3 separate regions of the Homo sapiens genome follow, and all the other regions are linked to region 3. Evidence: chromatin contacts called from ENCODE Hi-C or POLR2A ChIA-PET data. All regions are on one chromosome and are shown on one strand. Each heading gives the region's core, a stretch centred on a gene start or an enhancer-like site at or near the end of the contact. The rest is flanking DNA. Distances are from core to core; before and after follow the strand shown.

The links. Hi-C counts contacts between places; a loop is a spot of excess contacts on that map. ChIA-PET counts read pairs that join two places held with the same protein, here RNA polymerase II (POLR2A). Pooled maps may share reads with other maps.
Region 1: a loop to region 3 is called in a map of PC-3, with 2.9 times the contacts of the local background. The contact joins two enhancer-like sites. A Hi-C loop is called at or near these places in 2 of 168 maps with a recorded cell type or tissue (Caco-2 and PC-3) and 3 of 50 pooled maps. POLR2A ChIA-PET finds 5 or more read pairs at or near these places in 2 of 52 experiments (MCF 10A and WTC11).
Region 2: a map of IMR-90 shows a loop between it and region 3 (2.1-fold over the local background). The contact joins two enhancer-like sites. A Hi-C loop is called at or near these places in 3 of 168 maps with a recorded cell type or tissue (Calu3, IMR-90 and transverse colon), 1 of 37 single-sample maps with no recorded cell type and 6 of 50 pooled maps. POLR2A ChIA-PET finds 5 or more read pairs at or near these places in 4 of 52 experiments (BJ, CD4-positive, alpha-beta T cell, WTC11 and 1 more).

What each region holds. Positions count from the first base shown.
Region 1 is chr12:89,372,524-89,377,507 of GRCh38, reverse strand. The region is part of intron 9 of POC1B-DUSP6 (POC1B-DUSP6 readthrough); the gene reads left to right. Among named protein-coding and RNA genes, the nearest start is that of DUSP6, 23 kb to the right of the region's middle. Within about 2 kb of position 1,712, at least 13 of the 41 ENCODE cell types and tissues checked have a DNase peak (open chromatin) inside an H3K27ac peak, as active enhancers do; they include PC-3, where a contact is called at or near this core.
Region 2 is chr12:89,448,957-89,454,021 of GRCh38, reverse strand. All of the region lies in intron 9 of POC1B-DUSP6 (POC1B-DUSP6 readthrough), which reads left to right. All of the region lies in intron 10 of POC1B (POC1 centriolar protein B), which reads left to right. LOC105369889 (a long non-coding RNA gene) reads right to left here. Exons shown (of 4, transcript NR_189732.1): 3 at 2,381-2,495; 4 at 1,867-1,965. Among named protein-coding and RNA genes, the nearest start is that of GALNT4, 73 kb to the left of the region's middle. Within about 2 kb of position 1,986, at least 16 of the 41 ENCODE cell types and tissues checked have a DNase peak (open chromatin) inside an H3K27ac peak, as active enhancers do; they include IMR-90, where a contact is called at or near this core.
Region 3 is chr12:89,415,679-89,420,651 of GRCh38, reverse strand. All of the region lies in intron 9 of POC1B-DUSP6 (POC1B-DUSP6 readthrough), which reads left to right. All of the region lies in intron 1 of LOC124902981 (a long non-coding RNA gene), which reads right to left. It overlaps POC1B (POC1 centriolar protein B), which reads left to right. Exons shown (of 12, transcript NM_172240.3): 12 at 1-934. Among named protein-coding and RNA genes, the nearest start is that of DUSP6, 66 kb to the right of the region's middle. Within about 2 kb of position 2,876, at least 4 of the 41 ENCODE cell types and tissues checked have a DNase peak (open chromatin) inside an H3K27ac peak, as active enhancers do; they include IMR-90 and PC-3, where a contact is called at or near this core.

The DNA of each region.
Region 1 (4,984 bases), core at 463-2,962, 42 kb after region 3:
GGCGCCACTGCACTCCAGCCTGGGCGACAGAGTGAGACTCTGTCTCAAAAAAAAAAAAAAAAAAAAAAAAAAAGAGATGGACGAAAGGAAGCAGACAGTGAGGTCTTGTATCTGACATATAGCCGCTTGGCTCTCTCTGCCCCTTCAGGAGCACCCAGAGGGTGAGTGGACTCAGAAGGTGCGTTGCTGCTGAGGTCAGTGTTGAGCAGTTCTAGCTCAGGAAGCAGGGTCACTGAAGGCTGGGGCTGGGGGACCATAAAGTAGTTCTGGAAGCATATAGACTAGACCAAACACAGCTTTCACTTACGGGAACATTGATTCATTCTTTGATACAATGAGTACTTATTGTATGTGTCTATGAGAGGCCAGGCATACAAAGATGAATAAGACATGGTTCTTCTTCCAGGGACTTCAATGTCTATTGAGGAAGAGAGATAAATTAACAAGCCATTCGAGTAAATACTATAAACTATATTTGCTACTGCACTTAGATGACCCTTCTATAGTCAACATATCATGGGAACATGTTGATTTTTGAGAACTCAGTATCCATTCCACCTTGATTTCCCTTTGAAGGATTGCCTGCTGAGTTGTTAAATCTGTTCCCTGAACCCCTTACTCACCAACAAACAGCCACCTGACCCAAGCTGGAACAATGTTCACTCCCTGGAGTGAAGAAAGAGGGTGAAAAGATGGAGAAATGATGGAAGAGCATTCATTCTGGGGCAGGGCACTGACAACACGGTTGAATGTTCTAACCCTACCCATCCCTACCCGACCCATTTCTATCAATTTCTGAAACTTCTGGTCCATCCTGAGAGCAGACAGAAATCCTCCCAATAAATCCCAACCATTTAACAATGGACAGACAACAAAGATCCCTTTGGTGAGATATGGGGTGTTGAAGACTGAAAGCAGGGAGACCAGTTAGTGTCTATTGCAGTAATCCAGGTGAGTATGGTAAGAGACTGAACTCCATGACTGGAGAGATGGTGAAGGGAAGACAGATTCCAAAATCAGAAGAGACAGAGCTAGCTGGACTTGGTGCCTACTGGATGGAGAAAGTCAGGAATATAGAAGAGCAAGATGAGTGGTTTTTCAGAAACAAAACAGGGCAGCTCAGATCCCCTCACTTCCTTTCTGTTGGTCTAGAAGTTATGTTCTCACTTGGTCTTGATTTTGGCATTTTGTTTCTTGCTAAGGCTAATTTCCTATAACTGCACCTTCCCAGCCCTGAGATGTACACGTCACTTCCTGCTAAAAGAAATTATCTGCATTATCTAGGAAACTTGGCAGGGACACCAAATCCTCTTTTCATCCTGTATCCTACAGCCCAGGATATATATTCAACTAAATTCTTGGAAATAGTCCTGAATAGCACATAGTACTCCAACATCAACAAGCACACTCTAATGATGACGGTGTGTCACAGGATGCTTACTAAGTTTGTGATCCCACTTACATGATCAACTACGTGACCACAGCCCACACAGTTCACACAGCCTCACCACACCTTCCCTATAGGGATTCTCAGTGTGCTCTGTGCTATCAGCTCTGCTATGGAGGAAAGGTGCTCAAGTACTTGTGGTCAGGTGGAAAGAATTCAATAGCACTTGAGCATGCAGAGCTGGACTTGGTGGACTGTGCTCTTTACTCAAAAGGCGCACACAGGGCACAAGCAGGCAGCAACCTCTATGAGTCAGAGCCTGCTTGGCCTACTTGTCCTTTGCACCATGTCTTTTGAACCAATAAATACAGTAACACCCATAACTACAATGTCTTATCTGCAGGAAAATAAGGCAGTAGCAAAATTGTGCAAGACACTGAACAATCATCTATAAGAACTAAGGACTTCCGGCCGGGCGCAGTGACTCACGCCTGTAATTCCAGCACTTTGGGAGGCCGAGGCGGGCGGATCACAAGGTCAAGAGATCAAGACCATCCTGGCCAACATGGTGAAACCCCGTCTCTACTAAAAATACAAAAATTAGCCAGGCGTGGTGGCACACACCTGAAGTCCCAGCTACTCGGGAGCCTGAGGCAGGAGAATTGCTTGAATCCGGGAGGCGGAGGTGGCAGTGAGCCAAGATCACGCCACTGCACTCCAGCCTGCCAATAGAGCGAGACTCCGTCTCAAAAAAAAAAAAAAACAAAACTAAGGACTTCACCCTCCCTAGAAAGCCCCTAAACTCTGGATTTGGGGAGCTCACCTTTGAGATAGAAAAAATTAATTGATAATGACTTCGGTTGGGTCTTTCTCTAGTTTCTCATACTAGGAGATACTTTGGAACACAGGTACTTAAAAATATATTTTAACAAACAAATTAGTAGTAGTGGAATATCACATTATTTCCTGGTGATCTTTTGAAAGATTAAAGAAAGGTATTGATCTAATAGCTTTTGGAATCCCCGAATTTTAAAAAACATGTGATTGAATAATCTCATTATGTAGGGTTGTGCAAGTAAACAATATGCTATGGTCAGGCTGTAAAAGAAAAGGAAATCTTTTTTTTTTTTCTTTTTTTTGAGACGGAGTCTCGCTCTGTTGCCCAGGCTGGAGTGCAATGGCATGATCTTGGCTCACGGCAACCTCTGCCTCCTGGGTTCAAACGATTCTCCTAGCTCAGCCTCCTGAGTAGCTTGGATTACAGGCACAAGCCACCATGCCTGGCTAATTTTTTGTATTTTTAGTAGAGACGGGGTTTCACCGTGTTCCCCAGACTGGTCTCAAGCTCCTGAGCTCGGGCAATCCACGCGCCTCAGCCTCCCACAGTGCTTAGGATTACAGGTGTGAGCCACCACGCCTGGGCTGGAAATCTTGATAGATAAAAGAAAGAGAAGAAACAAAAAGGTCTCACTTACAATTTATCCTCTCACTTTCTGCCAGATGATTAGATCACTGTATTTGTTAACAGCTTGATCACCTGTATTTTATTTCAAGTAAATTTTCTTCAGTTTCTTTGCCAACAAAGCATACTGGATAGAAATGCCTCAGAATCAATTTATCCTGCTTCACTAGTTTTATGCATTTTAGATTTAAGGAAACAACAGTTAGAATATTTTCAATGATGAAAAGAACTCCATTAGGCTGCCACAAATGTCAAAAGTTCCTGGCTATGCTAACACTTATGTAATTGTTCTGGAAACCCCACGCACCGGAATAGACCTACAACACCAGGCATGACTCACTGAATATTTCTAAGCACATACTCTCTCTAAAATGATCTCCAGTTGGGATTTATTTTTTCAAAGAAAAAAAGTAAAAGACAAAATATGGTACATCAAATCCCAAAGTTTTTTCTGTGATTTTTTTGGGAAAATACTGTTGCCTCACACAAGAGCATTAGAAGATGCTGCTGTTTTCATTAATAAAACAACCAGATGGGCAAGCATTAAAACAGGTTGAAACTTTGAAACTCTTCCTAAAAAAAAAAAAAAATAAGAAAAGAAAATAACATAGAGAACATGTGGGTTCTCAAATTTCCAAATGGCCTTCATTTCCTGTTGTGATTTTATTCCTAAGTTGGTTTTTTAAAACTTGTGGCTGGCAGCATATGACTAGTGTCCTAATCCCCTGAGCAATGTTAAGGAAAATTATACATGCCATAAAATGCTAATCAGCACAGGAAGGCCTGGGACCATACCACCAAGGCTCATTTGTAGCATATACTCCAACAGCTTTTACTGCATATCTTCTGTAAGTCTAAATGCTTGGGGGAAATTTACCAAAGTATATGGCATAACCTGTATCTCCAAAAGCTGATGTTGGATGCTAATTTCAATACCAAAGTAGCACATTTTTCTTTTTTTTTTTTTTTTTTTGAGACTGAGTCTCGCTCTATATAGCCCATGCTAGAGTGCAGTGGTGTGATCTCGGCTCACTACAACTTCTGCCTCCCGGGTTCAAGCAATTCTCATGCCTCAGCCTCCTGAGTAGCTGGAATTACAGGTGCCCACTACCATGCCTGGCTAATTTTTGTATTTTTAGTAAAGACGAGGTTTCACCATGTTCGCCAGGCTGGTCTCGAACTCCTGACCTCAGGTGAGTCACCTGCCTCAGCCTCCCAAAGGGCTGGGGTTACAGGCATGAGCCACTGCGCCCTGCCGTGCATTTTTCACTAGTAATATTCAGAATGGAGTTTAGGAATTCAGGCAATGGCGAGCCAAACCAGAAGTAGCAAGGCAGTTCTGCCAGGCAGTGAAACAGGACCTAGATAGCAATTTGTGTCTAGGCAGTAACAGGGGATCTCAGCACGTGGTTGTCATCAGTCTGTGTTCCACCTGCAGAAAGGAGAAGAAGGTGAACCCAGCAAGCAATAACCATAAGTGGATCAAGCAGCCTGGAGTGAGGCCCCAGGGCCAAGGAGGGGACTGAAGTTCTGGGAGGGACTGAAGTTCTAGGAAGGACTGATAAGGAAAGGCAAAATTCCAGTCTTAGAGAAACTTAGAGGCAGAATGTAGAAGAAAGAACAAAGGCCAAAGCCCAGTTATTTGAACTGGAATACAAGGTAGAGCCTGTGACAGGAATCAAGTGGAAACTTCACAGCTAGAAATAGAGCAGGAGCTCAGAACAGAACCCAGAGCCTAGCTGACCCGATACTGAGTGATATAAGCTACTTACATTTCCTCTAAGAGCAGACTTGGGCCCAGCACCTGGGGTAAGACTGAGCTGCAGGTGACTCTCTGTGGCCCCCACAGGGGGTCGAACCTAAATTCAAAGGAAGGCACCAGGCAGAATGGCCAAACACCACTCACACCAAAGTCCTCCTGGCTCCAAACCCTGTTTTTTGTTTGTTTGTTTGTTTCACAACTTTATCCCTTTTGGCAAGCTGTTCTTGTTATCTAGAATTCGCAAGCCCAAACTCCTCGGGCTACTCACTCTTCAAGATCTAGTTCAAAAAGCATCTTTTATGAGCAGCACTTCCTGGTTCCTCTGGGTTCCAGGAATGCTTTATACATGTCTCCATGATGTGTATACTACACC
Region 2 (5,065 bases), core at 737-3,236, 34 kb before region 3:
AGATTTTTATTTTCTAGCAAAGTGCATTGGATTCTCTTTCAGAAAGTTTTTTTGCATCAGCCTATTTTTAGGAAGAAAAAGGTTATACACTTTCATGGAGATTGTCATATGGTGTATACTATCTGAAAAATATTAACGTGCTGACAAAATATATGGACACACAAAGAATAAACTTGCAGACACAGAGAGAATATTTCCATGAATGTTGTGGCAACAGTTCATCCTGGTTACTAGACAACATTGAGTAACTAGTTCAGAGTTATTTCAGTTCCTAACTGCTTATATAAGCAAAGATTTGGAAAGACTAAAAGAACACAGTGTATGTGAACTTCAGTGTCTTAAAACTAAAACTTACAACTTTGAAAGTGTAAAATGGTCATACGCAATGTAAAGTTTTTAAACTTTGCAGCAGTTTATATGGTGGCATTTGATTTGTCAGTTTAGGGCATATGACTTCTGAAACTAGGTGTATTTATCTATAACTTTGTGGCTGCTTCCTAAGCATTAGGAAACAGACATTTGTATGGTATCTTTAAGTGCTGGTTTAGTGGCTCTGCGGTATGTTTCTCCTGTCCCTGCTCTAAGGGTATGAAAGGAAATGAACTTAGGCATTTATAGGATCCAGGTCTCTGGACTCCCTAGCTGGTGCCTCCCTCAATTTATCTTCCTTTAAGAGTTAAGAGACTTTTTATCTTAACTGCAAATGATAGTAAATGTCAAGTGGATACAGTAATTTTTTATTCGGTAACTCAAGAAGTTAAATGTTAAGCCCTAAGATGCTTAATTGGAGTAAAAGAGGAATTTTTATAAGGTTTGAGAAACAATTTAAAAACATTCCCCTTCGAAATTAAGTGACGTAATTAAATTGTCAAAGACATTTAAAAAACAGAACATACATGATAACTAACAAGTAAATGAGGAAAAACACAACATTTTCAAAGATCTCTTGCCATTTAGAAACAGAAAACACATTAATATTTTTTCAGATACAATCTTTAAAATAGAGAAAGGAGAGAAAATATTAGAGACTGGAAAGAGACTATTTGCAAATTAGTTGGATCCTTGCTTTTGAAGTACTTCATGACCCATATGTTATAAAAACTGCTAACAGTTGCGAATGTGATGGCTGACCTTTTAAAAAAAATTGATTTGGGATTGTAAAAAAATAAATAAAACAACTAAAATGCTAAAGTGTTTTAGTTTGTTAAAGGAACGTGGTTTATTTTTTTTTCAAGATAGATAATCTGTATAGCTGTAAAGTTTACTAACAGTATCACCGTAATAAAAGATTAACAGTGAAAGCCAGAGGCTTCTTTTCCCCCCCTTCAAATAAAATATGCTTTTTAATAAAAATAGTAATAATCACTAAGTCCCAATTTTTTTAAGATATACTGACAAATATGCTAATTTGACCTTCTTTCTCTTTAAGTTTCAAAGTCACAAGGAAAGAAAACATATTAATGAATTTACCAAAAATTTGATACTCTTAAAGTTTTTAAAAATAGTCCTAGTTAAAGAATACTTTATGCAGTGAAACTTGTCCTTACTCCTATTGACAAACGTGATTTGGGACTTGAACTCTGCCGTATAAAATGTGAAGACAGAAAAAAAAAAGGAAAATTTACAAAAGGATTTATAAATCATGCTATTTGGGAGCCCAATAAATACTTTTTAGAATTTCCTTTAGAAAATTAGCACGTTTCTGGGAACTGGAGGTGTTCCAGGTATTATTTCTGCCTTCCAACTTGCTGAGATACTGTATTTCTAAACTGTGACGCCCCGGACTACTGCAGTAATACCGACTGTCCCGGGCCTGGGAATCTAAGCTGCATCCCCAGTTCCCACAGCTGAGACCGAGGCATGCTGAAAATGCCCGACAGCTCTCAGCCCACACATCCAGTAACAACTGGTTCCTTCCTCTTCCTGTGGAAGAGAAACATCCTCTGAGATGAGAAGAAATGCACCCTGAGGAATGCAAGAACAGCAGTGAGCTTTTCACACAGGAAATTACTACCGTAGCTCCCTGAAAAGTGCTTGTCTCCTGGACTGTCAGCCCATAATGAGCTTCCTGCTGACCTATAGGATGGTTTACTACGGAGCTAAATGCCATTTGTGGGGCTGTTGGAGCTTCACGGAAAATAGTGAACTTAGCTTTCAACTGTTCTGCACATCTATACCCATCTGGTTTTGAGTTATTTGGTGCTGCATAGATAGTGAAGCTATTGGCTTTGCTCCTTTATTTTGCCACTTGACAGTTAATTATTTGGTGAAAGTAGTCAGCAAGTCTGCTAACACATATTTTTCAGTCAGTTCTTCCTGCTTTATGCTGTCACACTATGTAAAACATATTATTAGGGCTTCTAAAGATTTAGAACCTTACCATCTCAGTGAACTGGTTATTAAGGCCCAGTGCTGGTCCCGGCCTAGTTCTTTCCATGTCTTTCAATTTCTTTGCTTTTACTTTCTGAGATTGTCAGGCCACACAATCATATATCCTGAAACATAAATAAAATTATGTTGCTTTCAGCCAACCAACCAACCAACTCATCACTTAAATGTCAAATTGACTTCAATTGACTTTTGCAATGGAAGATTTTTTTTAGTGTAATTTGATTTTCTATTTTTTGTGTTAATTCCTAGAGTATTTTGTTTTTCTTTTACTCAGGATCATGATGGCCACTACAAAGCTCATATTTTATATCATATGTACTTTTTAACCTACTTTCCAAATCACTACAGAATTTTGGTGGGCCTTAGTATTTATGGTGGCAACATTCTCATACTTTTTATGTATCTATTTGGATTATTTTTCTGAAGCACATAGAGTTGTTTGTTTTAAGTTGAAGGGGAGATAGAGAAGGAATGCCAGGCATTTCCTTTTCCTTTTCAGAATGTCTTTTTAATGAACATTCCTCTTTCCTCCTTGTGAACAAACCATCTCAGCTCTCAGCAAGGGAACTCTTGAGTGTCTAGTTTCTAATAATCCAATCTCTTGCCTTTGTTCCCCAACTCTAGGGAGCTAGTTTCATACATTTAATATCTCTGCTTACCTCAGAGCTCCCTTTTAGCATTTACAGACTTAGAAATCTGTTTAACCAGTTCCCTATATTAAATTCTCTCTGTTAAAATAATGGCTGTACTTTGTTTTTCTGCTGAACCCTGAGTGATACATAGTAAATCATCCTAAAGAAATAATAAGATATACATACAAAGATTTCTATTCAAGGATGCCTATTCCAATACTGTTTGTAATAACAACATCAACATGACAAAAACCTTTAAAGGTTTTCTATTTATTTTTAATTATTTAAAATGTTAAAAGCCTTAAAACAGCTTAATAAGCAAAAGATGTTATCAAGTTTATTTCATTTTTTAGTGACTTGTGAGTTTTGACGTGTTCATGATTGCTGTTTATTTGTATTTCTGAAGATTGTGTATTTGTGTACTTTGCCCATTTTCCTATTGTTCATTTTAAAATTGATCCTTAGGTAATTTTAATTAAGAAGATTGACCTTGGGCAGGGCGCGGTGGCTCACACCTGTAATCCCAACACTTTGGGAGGCCGAGGCAGGCAAATCACAAGATCAGGAGTTTGAGACCAGCCTGGCCAACATGGCGAAACCCTGTCTCTACTAAAAATATAAAAGTTAGCTGGGCATGGTGGTGGCTGCCTGTAATCCCAGCTACTTGAGAAACTAAAGCAGGAGAATTGCTTGAACCCTAGAGGCATAGGTTGCAGTGAGCCAAGATCGTGCCACTGCACTCCAGCCCAGGCGACAGTGCAAGACTCCATCTCAAAAAAAAAAAAAGAAGAAGATTTACCTCTTGCCATGTGCTACAAATATGTTTTCCTTTTTTCTCATTTCTCCTTGAATTTAGTTTCTGATTTTTGATAGGTTTAGCTGCATTACCTTTTTTAAAACTATTTTTTGTTGTTGTTTGGATTCTATGCAAAGAAATTCCCTCATCAATCCCCAAACATCTTAGCTACTCTTCTTGAGGTTTTATTTTTAATGATAAAACCTTAAAATCCATATGTATTAATTTAGGTATGAGGTACAGATTTATAGTTAACAAAGTACCCTCAATTTGTATTGTTTCACTGATTTGAATAACCTTCTTTAAACATTAAATTCATATGAACTTGTGTCTCTTTGGAGACTTTCTCTTCTGTCTTATTGCTCTGTTCTTGATCTATTTGTTCTTGATCCATTATCTGTTTGTTCTTGATCCATTATCATACCTTTTTAATCATTGTAGATTTAGAATATTTCTTTAAAATATTATATAATGTACAGTTTTTTCCTTCAAAACTTTCCTGGATGTTCTTGCCTATTACTTATCCATATGAATTTTAAAATTATTCTGTTTCAAAAAACCATCCCATTGGAATGTCGATTGCCATTGCACTAGATTTATAAAATAATTTGAGAATTGCCAACTTGCCAATTTGAGTTGCTTGTCTAGGAATGTAGTATTATATTTAGGGAATTGTTTCCCCTTTTTTCTTTCATTTATTTATTGTTTAATTGACATAAAATTGTATGTATTTCTTATGTATAACATGATGTTTTAAAGTATATATACATGTGGAATGGTTAAATGTAACTAATTTACAAATGTGTTACCTCAGTGTTTCAGTAAATCAATTTAGGAGCATTCTCATTTACATGCCTGTGGTTCCCATAAAAATAGCCACCATTTTTCACATACTACTAAACATTTTACTACTAAGCATGCATGTAGATTCTCACATTCCACAAATTAGCCTTAAAGGGGTAAGGTAACTTCCTCACAGACACACAGCAAGGAAATGATGGGGGCAAGCAAGGCTCCGATTAAACAACCTCAGAGGACAGACTGAACACCAGCACCAACCTGCCTTCCAGATGTTTAGACACACAGATCAGATGCCTTGCCACTTTGAATCCTGGTTTTAGCTTCCTTGTGGTCAGTATGATTTAACTTAAGTAAATGTTTTTTCACCATAATATAGTAGCCAAGGAGACCTGATGTATATCTCTGGTTGTGGGGAAAAAAACGGAAAGTACTGAGGACCTCCAGT
Region 3 (4,973 bases), core at 1,627-4,126:
ATGCCTTGAAAGAATGAACAAATAAAAATTCCCAGACCACAGAATTTCCACAGCAAGAATACACTTATTTTAATTAACAATAGCACAGATATAGCATAGGGCAGTGGGTTTTTTAGTTAATTTATGGCGTACTTTGTTTATCCATTGGCCAACCTGAAGGAAATGAAACTCACCTATCTTTCTATCACAGATGAATGTGCTAGATGAATGATTTGGGTTGTATCTGATCATGGTTCACAAAAATTATGTTAGTGTGTTTTCAGTATGCTAAAAAGTCAGAGTGATACAAAAGTGATATTTAAAAATATACACACATGTATGTACACATGCTTCAGAAATATTGTTGCTTAGGGTGATTTGGGCAGCTAAATAGTAAGTACTTTTTAAAATTTTTGCATCATCATCTTCCTATTTAATGAATTGTGATTTAAAACAAAATGAAAATAAGCCAGGTATTCTAAAAGATCCTGGATACAAATTAAGAATTTTGCTTTATTTTAAACCAAATTGAGATTAAATTGAAGAAAAGCAAGCAAATTAATTTCAGCTTGATTATCAACCTGTATCAAGAACAAAAATGGGAGGAGGTGTCCACATTTATGGTGTGTATAGGTAACATGGGGAAAATGCTATTCTGTGTTTTGGAAAAGAAGAAATAGTGCCGTCCTATTTATTTCTATATTTAGAAATTTTTCTCAAAGAAATTTCAATTGTATCTATGAGATGGGTTTCTAAGTATCTTATTGTGTGTTATAAGTGCCTTTTAATATCATACTAAGTGTGAGCTTCTGGACATTTTCAAGAGCTTACAAAAACTAAGTGGCATTGTATTTTTATAACCCCATTGAGAAGACTAAGTAAGAAATGAAATGTCCTATCAATTTTATTTTGTCATGCTTCAAACAATAAAGACATTTCTGCTTTAAAAGAAAAAGTTGTTCCTTTTCTTTTTAAATGATTAAAACCCGGAAGTACTAAACATCTTATCATCCAGCTCACTCAGTCTTTAATGTGTGTGCGAATCTTCTGGAGAGCTTGTCAAAACAGTTTCCTGGGCCCTATCTCCAGAGCTGACTCCATGGGTCAGGTGGGGCCCAATCATTTGCATCTCTAACAATCTCATAGGTGATGCTGATGCTTTTGGCCTGAGGTCCACACTTTAGGAACCACCTGTAGCCACTTCTTAGAACCTGATGTTGCCACATAGTTTTTACAGTCATCACAGAACTTTATAAGTGATACAAAAATAGTGATGATATAAATGCAGATGCCTTGAAACTTTTTCAACAGACTCAATTTTTCTAACTTCCCTCTTTATTTATTTATTTATTTTTAGCATTTGAGGAATCTCCTTCATCTTCATCAGATTCCAGCCCATCCCTTTCCTAACTTGAATATCCAGCTGCCTGATCAGCGTCTCCACTTGGAACTCTAACAGGCATCTCTAGATAGGTCCAAAACCAATTTTTCTGCCCTCTACCTCTAACTCTGCACCCCAGCCAGCATCACTAGCAGCTTCTTTCCTGGACTTGCATGTGTCAATAAAATGACAGCTTTCCTTCCTGTTGCTCAAGCTGAAGACGTGGAATCCTCTTTGATTCTTCTTCACACCCCACAGTTCATTCCTTCAGGACATTTTGTCAGAATGTAGAAAACACCTGACCACTTCTTACCACCTTCATTTCCCACCATGATCCAAGCCACTAATCTCTTGGCTGGAAGACTACAGTTGCCTCCTATCTTATTCCCTTTGTGTTGCTATAGAGGAATACCTGAGGCTGGATAATTTATAAAGAAAAGAGGTGTATTTGGCTCATAGTTCTGCACACTGCACAAGAAGCATAGTGCAGATGCTTCTAGTGAGGGCTTCAAGCTGCTTTCACTCATGGTGGAAAGTGAAGGAGAGCCAGCAGCACATGGTGACAGAGGAGGAAGGAAAGGGGAGAGTGGTGCCAAGTTCTTTTTAACAGTCAGTTCTCACAGGGACTAAGACTGAGAACTCACTCTCTACTTCGAGGAGGGCACCAAGCCATTCATGAGGGATCCACCCCCATGACCCAAACAACTCCCCTTAAGCCCCATCTCCAACAGTAGGGATCAGATTTCAACATGAGACTTGGTGGGGCCAAACAACCATATCCAAACCATAGCACCTCCTGACTGGTCTCCCTGATGTCACCCTTGCACAGCGGGCCACAGTGGTTCTTGAAAAGCCTGAGTCAAAGCACGTGGCTCTTCAGCACAGAACACTTCAGGGCTTCCCATTCCAGAGTAAAAGGCCAAGACGCAACTTCTCCTCTTTAAACTTCCCTTTCCTTCTCCTTGAATAATCCTCACTCACCACCCTCTGGCCATAGCGGCCTCTTTGCAACCCTTTGAAGAAGCAAAGTGTTCCCTCCTGAGGGCATCTGTACATTTCCTCTGCCTAGAACTTTCTGCCCTCAGGCATCAATGCCTTAAAACATTCAACCTTTGCTCACCTGGTACCTGTTCAGAAGTGCCCTCCCTGACTGCCCAAGTGACCCTCCATTCACTCCCTGACCCTTTGCCAGGCTTCATTTTCTCCAGTGCACTTATTACCATCTGACACATACATCAGTTCACACATGTCTTCCCCTGGTAAGCAACTCCGCATTGATGGATCTTACAGCTGAGAACGGTTTCCAGTTTGTAGTAGGCACACAGCGTATATTGTGTGAATATAGGATAACAATAAGTTGCAGATTTTTTTCCTCCACCCCTGAAGCAGCTTCTCAGCTATGATTAATTCCTGAGCAGAATGCCTCAGCAGCCCATTTCAAGAAACTAAATTTGATGTGAGTGGCTGAGCAGGAGTGAGTCCTCAGGATATCTGTGATAGGGGAAAAACACCAAAGGAGCCATATTAATCTTCAGCCACATCATCTGATACTATCACTTCCTTCTTAGTGAGTATGGCTCAACCAAATAGAATATAATAGGATTTCTCTATATCTGTCTTCCTAGCTGCTACAGATAGGATTATTTTCTTGCACATAAATATTTCTCTTGGACTTATACAAGTTGTTATAGTAGATGTTAAAGGTTTTACAGACTTTTTTAAAAAAGATAACTTCTCATTTGCTTGATGTATCTATTAAGCAGAGGCACATTAAATTTTTTTAAAGTTTATTTGAGCAACAGTGACTCACGAATCAGACATTGCCAAACTGCAAGCCGTTTGGGCTCCCCTGAAGGGAGTGCAAGGGGAAAACTTTTATAAGGTGTTTGAGGAAGCAAGACAGAAAATATTTGGATTGGTTAAAGTGGAACAGCAGCCTTAAAGTCTCTAGGTGGAGATTAGTTGGTGGGTTCTGATTTGTTAAATATGGTCTTCCTAGGATATGACCACTTACTCTGAGTTAGGTTTCAGTTTGCTTACATAGGATCTCTGGGCGCTAGAGCTGCCTCAGTGTAATGGGCTCCCAATTAATTATTTTAACAAAACAAAGGTTAGTTTGTATCTCATTTACAAATAGATTATTTCTTATTTTAATCTTGAAGATTAGTTTATTTAAATAGTACAGAAGAAAATAGGAAGTTCAATTAGTGAACTTTAGTGGAATATGTGAAAATAATTTCAGGGAAGATTTTGTTTATTCAATAATTATGGAATATACTTAAAAACTACTATGTGGAAAGAAGGTAAGTTGATAGGCTTTACCTTTCTAACAATATGTGATTATTTAGTTGATAGGACCTCTGGGTCCTTTACTAAGGCTTTGGAATTTTAATACAAACTTGTGCTACTCATTGCTTCCAGAGACAGAGCAAGCCACTTGCCTGTGGGATGAACACAAATCCAGCTGCTGAGCTGTTTTGCTTGGCTCATAGTTTTTAAAAAATAATTTTTATTTACCTACTGACATTTAAAAGTTGGAAATTTTATATTAACTAAATTAGGTCTCTGGCTTGTCTTAAGAAATCAGAAGATCTGCAACTATTGGGCCTGTATTCCTCCATGGCAGCAATGAACTAGGGCAGGGTGAAGCAGACATACACTACTCCATATTGTCTCCATCCCCCTCCACTGCTAAACATTACCTGTCTGGCCTCTGCCTAGTTAACACTGTAGATATCCAAGTCTTTCACATAGTGTTCTAAAACTGCCACCATCTGTCCTCAATCCTTACCTTTTCGAGGTTATTTTCCGAGCATGCCTCCTTTTCTACATTCTTTATCCCTTCCCCCACAATCATGCATCTTTTCCTCAGCCCTGCTGAACTTTTCACCATTATGGGATGAAGCACCTCTCCCTTCCCAATTCCACTTATATTGAGCATGCTTTTTCCCTGTCACCCTACATAACTCTTCTCTTCCTGGAAAACCCCTATTCATCCTTTAAAAGGCAGCTTGCGTATCCCTTCATTCTTTTTCTGTTGTGCTTCCTCAGCATTCTGTGCTTATCTCTGGTACAACAGAGATTGCAATACAGTTGCAGCTCTGCCTCTTCCACTATGACTTAACCTACCCAAAAGGCAGGCGTTGTCATCTTTAGATTCTCCACCTAGTGCGTTGTCTGGCTCATAGGAGGAGCTCAACAATTCGTTCTTGAATAAATGAGTATTTTTTATTTTCATTTATTGAAGTGTTTCTTTCTAAAACATTGCTCTATGCTTCACTTAAAGCCAAAAGCAGTTAAAACTAGGGCGGGTGGGCTGGAAGAAATAGGATAGGCAAACATTTAGACACTCGATATTTGGGGCTAAGTGGGCACTGCTATAACCTGCCAGTTGTTAGATAGCTCAGCAGTTACGTAGACAGTCTTATAAGCCAGAAAAACTTGATGCAAATTCTGGCTATGCCATTTTCTAACAGTGCGACTGTCAGGGAAGGTATTCACAAAGCTTAGTTTCCTTAACCATAAAAGGTGAAAATAATAACGTGAACTGCATTTGTGAAATGATTAGCACAGTAGCTGTCACGGAGTAAGTGATCAATAAATGGTAGCTATT